2 separate regions of the Homo sapiens genome follow, and region 2 is linked to region 1. Evidence: chromatin loops called from intact Hi-C (ENCODE). Cell type or tissue: mammary epithelial cell. All regions are shown on one strand. Each heading gives the region's core, and the rest is flanking DNA. Links, peaks and the distances in the headings are about the cores only. Region 1 overlaps AATF (apoptosis antagonizing transcription factor). Region 2 has its middle 86 kb from the start of LHX1-DT.

What was found. Peaks named below come from ENCODE experiments on the same cell type or tissue, not always from the same donor. Only the 100,000 strongest peaks of a DNase experiment are listed, where the experiment ranks them.
Region 2: a loop joins it to region 1, with 19 times the contacts of the local background. A loop is called at or near these places in 5 of 110 quality-filtered maps.

What each region holds. Positions count from the first base shown.
Region 1 is chr17:37,046,332-37,049,240 of GRCh38, reverse strand. All of the region lies in intron 11 of AATF (apoptosis antagonizing transcription factor), which reads right to left. The region is part of intron 1 of LOC105371753 (a long non-coding RNA gene); the gene reads left to right. Among named protein-coding and RNA genes, the nearest start is that of MIR2909, 14 kb to the right of the region's middle. RefSeq lists an enhancer at 643-1,143. In mammary epithelial cell, for the core only: a CTCF peak has its summit at 1,398 (motif pointing right); a DNase peak (open chromatin) is centred at 1,430.
Region 2 is chr17:36,849,067-36,851,975 of GRCh38, reverse strand. No RefSeq gene overlaps it. Among named protein-coding and RNA genes, the nearest start is that of LHX1-DT, 86 kb to the left of the region's middle. RefSeq lists an enhancer at 980-2,179. In mammary epithelial cell, for the core only: a CTCF peak has its summit at 1,718 (motif pointing left); DNase peaks (open chromatin) are centred at 1,055 and 1,935; H3K27ac peaks cover 595 bases.

The DNA of each region.
Region 1 (2,909 bases), core at 120-2,619:
ATGCTTTTATATGGCATAGAGCATGGTATCACAAATGCAGAGGGGCTGGAAGGTGCTGTCAGAGTTGGTTCTGACTGGCTCAGGTCCTTACTGGGTCTAGGACCTTAGGTAAATTACTTAGCCCCCTGAATCTTAGCTTCCTCATCAGTAAGATGGTGACAATATCTTCCTTAAACATACTGTTTTTACAGCACTAAGCAAAGTCCGCATTGCATAAATGGCATCGTCATCTATGATCATGAGAAATGGAATGAGACAGAGCAACATGCTGAGGACCTGTGTGCATGCATTACAGTTGCTCCCAACCAACACGAGGGACTAAATGGCACCCTCCTTTCATCATTCCTTTGCTTTCCCCGACCCAAATTCATCCTACTCGGTATCAGTGACTTTACAAATGAGAGAAAGATATTTGAGAAGTGTCTCTATGACCTAAAAGGAGAAACATACTGATCCAAATGGCAGGCAATCGCCCTGTGCTCTTTGGGGCTGTGTGGTAGGGGCAGCCCTATGTATGTCACGGGAATGGGCTCAGACACAGGTGACATGCATTAGAACTTAGCTCCTCAAGGCTGGGCGCAGTGGCTCACACCTGTAATCCCAGAACTTTGGGAGGCCAAGGTGGGCGGATCACCTGAGGTTAGGGGTTTGAGACCAGCATGGCCAACATGGAGAAACCTCGTCTCTACTAAAAATACAAAAAATAGCTGGGCGTGGTGGTGTGTGCCTGTAATCCCAGGTACTTGGGAGGCTGAGCCGGGAAAATCACTTGAACCTGGGAGGCGGAGGTTGCAGTGAGCCGAGATTGTGCCATTGCACTCCAGCCTGGGCAAAAGAGTGAGACTCCATCTAAAAAAAAAAAAAAAAAAAAAAAAAAGAAAAGAAAAACTTAGCTCCCCAAGAAGGCTGGATTGCTGGGAAAGTAATCCAAGTAAAAAGACACAGTGCTGATAAGGAGTTAGTATTTAGTCAGAATGACACAAAAATCACTATAGTAGAAAACTTAGGATTTCTGAATACGGCCAAAAAGTCGGTACTTACTCTCCCTCACTCTCCTCTTAACATCCCCCAACAACCCAAGGAGGATCACAGGCTTCTCTCCTGAAATCTCATCATAATTCCATACCAAAAAACAAACCAAAACTGAACAACAACAAAAACCCCCATAAAAAAACCACAAAGCAGAAGAAAGGAGGTAAAGGGGAAAGAAAGCAGTCTTCTTTCAGCTAAGACTTATTTCTTAACAGGATCAACTTAGCAAAATAAGAATGACTCAGAGACACCCCTTATCTATCACTAATTACCTAAATCTAGATACAAGGCAAATCATGTCCAATCCGACACTAGCTGAAACTCTTCACAAGGTTCCAAAACAACAAAACCGCAGCCGCCCGAATCTGCCACAAGGTGGCAGTACACGACTCGTTTCCAAGTGGACCCAGCCACCAGTCAGCGGAGCCCATAAATTACCCCGTGTGTCTGCTCTCATCACCATCCTCCCCAGTGCTTGAAGGAGACTCTAGAAGGTCTGTTCCAATTCGTTCTTTTGGTCAGGTCAGAACTAGGTCCTTCAAACCTCTGGAAAAGCTTTTAGCCCTACAGCTCTAAATTACACATGGTGACACACGGCCTCTGGCCTGTCCCCTAAAGATCAGACAGACTCAAGATTTATAAATGTTCCAAGAAGCAGGTTCAGGCCCCAAACAAAGGAACTGAGAGGCTGGGGAACAGGGAGGAGAGGGGAGAGGGATGGGGGCGAGAAGGGGACTGCACGTGGACAGGTTTTCTTCTCACTTGTGCTTCCTCCTTACTCAAGCCAGTCACAAATCCCCTGCACTTTAACAAAGGAAGAAAAATACTCAAAACTTCCACCATCCCTACTACTAGCTTCAAATCTTCCACATGATTTTAAAGAAAAATAATTTACCTTAGCGGACTTGCAAAAAAGCAGAGGGGTGGGGGAGGAGCCACTCTTCAGACAAAAGGGGCGCCGCTCCTTCCACGCATTAATATTCCATATTCCCGGGATGATGTCCACTTTCACAGTTTGACTGTTTTATAACAGATTTGATGTGAGAGAAGACAAATGGCCTCACAAAGGAAAGACGACAAATCATCACACTGCTTTTAGCAGGGTTTCTCTTTATTTTTATTTATTTTTATTCCGGACCTGGGATGCAGAGCTCTCTGCCTTGCTGGAGATGTTTAATATTAACGTCAAGCCACCACGGTCCCCGCAATAGAGTTGGCCAGTGTTGTGTTTACGGTTTTGTGACTGCTGGCTTCAGGAAGATGAAGCTCCTTGTTCAAACAGCAGCCCCTCTAACAGCTCCTGTTAAAAGCTAGGGGATGCTTCACTGCTTAGACGTGAATCACTTCCCCCAGCCGCACAGAAGGTGAGACTGACATTCCAGTTACATTTGTATCCGTATCAGGATGCTGCCCAACAACCCAGGGCGTGTGTGCATGCGTGTGTGTGTGTGTGTGTGTGTGTGTGTGTGTGTGTGTGTTGGGGGAGCACAGGATGCATCGCTCAGCTCTAGCTTAACTTCAACACGCAGGAATTAGTGAGGGTATTCAATGTCAACCCATAGAGTTTTGGCAAGGCACTCTGCTATTACTTCTGGTAATAAGTTGGAGGATTTCTTTTGCTTAGAAATCGGGTACCAATCAAAACGCACAAGAAGTAACTAGTAAGTGAGCAAATGCAAAGTGCCAGCTCTGCAATGCGAGTCAGGGGACACAGAGGAACCGCTGGGGCCTGGGGAGCAAGCCCTTCCAGCTGCTGGCCAGCTGCCCTACCCGGAAGTCTCCCCCCGAGCGTTCAAGGAGCATGTGTTCTCCTGGCTCTCCTCTGCCTTCCTTCTCCCAGGTTCTGCTCTTGGCTTCCTCTCTTCTTTTGACACCCT
Region 2 (2,909 bases), core at 215-2,714, 200 kb after region 1:
TGGGAGAAGGTGGGGTAGAAGCGTTCTCCTTCTCAGTCATCTTGGGAGGTGTGGGACCATTGATTCTCAGACAGCAAGGCAGGGAGGCCAGGTTCAAGGCCTTGGATTATTTGGGTGGGAGCAGAGGTGATAGACCAGGGCCATAGGGCCCAGAGAGCATGGCTAGGAGGTCACATCCCAGCCTGGCTCAGCCACCCAGGGTGTGGGGACCCAGCCGGGGCTGGTTGAAGCAAATGGGAATGAAAGCCCCATTCTCCAATAAATCAAGTCTAGGAGTCCAGCATTGCAGCTTCCACCATTGACAAATCAGGGGGTGGGGATGGGGCAGGGTGTCAACAGAGTCCTTGTCCACTCTGGTTCTATCTCTGCACCATGGCTAGGATGGCATTAGAACATAGTGAGACGACTGTGACTGGCTGTGAGTAGCGGGAAAAATGTAAATATATATCAGGTGTGGCCCGTTATGTTTACAAAGCAATTTCACATTCCTAAGACAACTTGTCACCACAGCCCAATGAGATGTTGTTAGACTCATTTTATAGATGAGAATCCCGAAGTTCAGAGAGGTCATTTGCCAGCGATCACGTGACTGGTGATGAGCTGAGTCTTAACCTAAGTCTTCTGATTACAAAGAGTGTCTTTTCCTATGGAGTTTTTGGGGGCAAGGAGGACAAAGAAACAGGTCAGCTCAGCTTCTAGGCCCCCAGACTGCTGCTGCGGGGGAGAGCAAGGAAAGAACAGGGTGTCATGAGTTCAGTGGTCCTACTGCAGAACACACTGCGTCCAGGCTGTCTTCCGGGACACACTGACTTTCAGTCTTGCACAGGAATGACATTCGGGGCCTACGAGATGCTCTCTTGGGCTTCCTGTGGGCCTTAAACTGTACAGGCTTGAGATGGGCCAAAGCTGGTAAGACTCTCCATGTTGAGGACATTTAAACTCAGAGAGACAAAGCAATTGGCCCAAGGTCACACAGCAAGTCAAGGTCTGGGCTGAGATTAGGAATCTGAGTATGTGACTCAGAGGCCCTTCCTTTCTGGGTCTTCTCTGAGTCACCATCCGTCTTCCTGCCTTCTTTCCCATCTCTCCCCGCAGGGGCTGGGGCTGGCAGTTTTGTTGCATGTTTTTTTTTTGTTTTTTCTTTAGAGATGGAGTCTCACTCTAGCCTGGAATGGAGTGCAGTGGTGCAATCTTAGCTTACTGCAGCCTTGACCTCCTGGGCTCAAGTGATCCTCCTGCTTTAGCCTCCTGAGTAGCAGGGACTACAGGCATGCACCACCACGTTGGCTAATTTTTTATGTTTCTTATAGAGACGGGGTCTCATTATATTGCCCAGGCTGGTCTCAAACTCCTGGCTTCAAGCAATCCTCCCGCCTGGGCCTCCCAGAGTGCTGGGATTACAGATGTGAGCCACGGTGCAAGGCCGGAAGCTGGCAGTTTCTGAGCATCAGACTCTGCTATTTTCCTTCCTCTCTAGATAACTGGGCCTTTGTAGAGCATTCCCAACCCTTTTCCAGAGAGAACCTCCAAGAGTCTAGCCTAGGCCCTAAGTGGCAAGACTGGCTAGAAGTTTGGGCCAGAGGTGGCAGGTTCCTCTAAAGACCTGGCTGGGTAAGTCCTCCCTCAGGGGCCCCTAATCTCACCTCCCTCCTTGTTGGAATAACCAGTGGTATCTGGACCCGTTACTGGATACCTCCCCCTGCTGGGGTGTGCATGCCCCCACAGGCACTGGGTGGGGGTGAATGACAGACAGTAGCAGGCCCCAGTGGCACACTGAAGATAACTGCTCTTGACAGATGAAGATGCAGCCCAGGCAAAAGCTACATCCTATTTGGCTTTTAATTTGGAGGCCCCGAGAGTGAATTCGGAAGCTCCCACTCTTGTCCTCACGTGCAAAGTGGATCTGACTTTCAGGAAATGACCTGAAGTGAAACCACATTACTCATCAGCACGTCTCTCAAATTCACAGCCTTCACGCTCCCGCCCCCATCCCTGGAGGGATCAGGATTTCCGCTCACTTGTTCCTGTCCCTTCACACACATACCTTTATCTTATCGAGGGGCAGCTGGTGTGGCCCAGGTCCCTGGTAACCTCAGGAGTGAGTGGGGTGGAGGGGACGGGGGAGAGCAGATCTGGGCTGCAAGCTTGGAATTGGGAACTTCACCTAATCCAGGAATCTGCAAATGATGGCCCATTGGCCTACTCCAGGTGGCCTGCCCCTGTTTGTATATGGCCACGAATGAAGGATGACTTTTTTAAAGGTTGAAAAAAATCAACAGGAGAAATGTTGTGACATGTGACACTTATATGAAATTCAGATTTCAGCATCCATAAATAAAGCATTTATGGAGCACAGCCACGCCTACTCATTTATGTTACGTCTTTGGCTGTTTTTGAACAACCACAGCAGAGTTGAGTAGTTGAGACAAAGAGTTTATGGCCCATCAATCCTAAAATATTTACTACCCTGGCTCTCTGTTTTTTTTGTTGTTTTTTTTTTTTAATGGAGTCTCACTCTGTCGCCCAGGCTGGAGTGCAGTGGCACAATCTTGACTCACTGCAACCTCCACCTGCCAGGTTCAAGCGATTCTCCTATCTCAGTCCCCCGAGTAGCTGGGATTACAGGTGCATACCACCACACCTGGCTAGTTTTGGTATTTTCAGCAGAGACGGGGTTTCGCCATATTTGCCAGGCTGGTCTTGAACTCCTGACCTCAGGTGATTCAGCCGCCTTGCCTCCCAAAGTGTTGGGATTACAGGCGTGAGCCACTGTGCCCGGCCTACCCTGGCTCTTTGCAGAAAAAGTTTGCTGATCTCTGATCTAAACTCTCACCTCCCCATGTTGAAAGCATTTAAAAATCAGTGGGTGGGCCGGGCACAGTGGCTCATGTCTATAATCTCAGCATTTT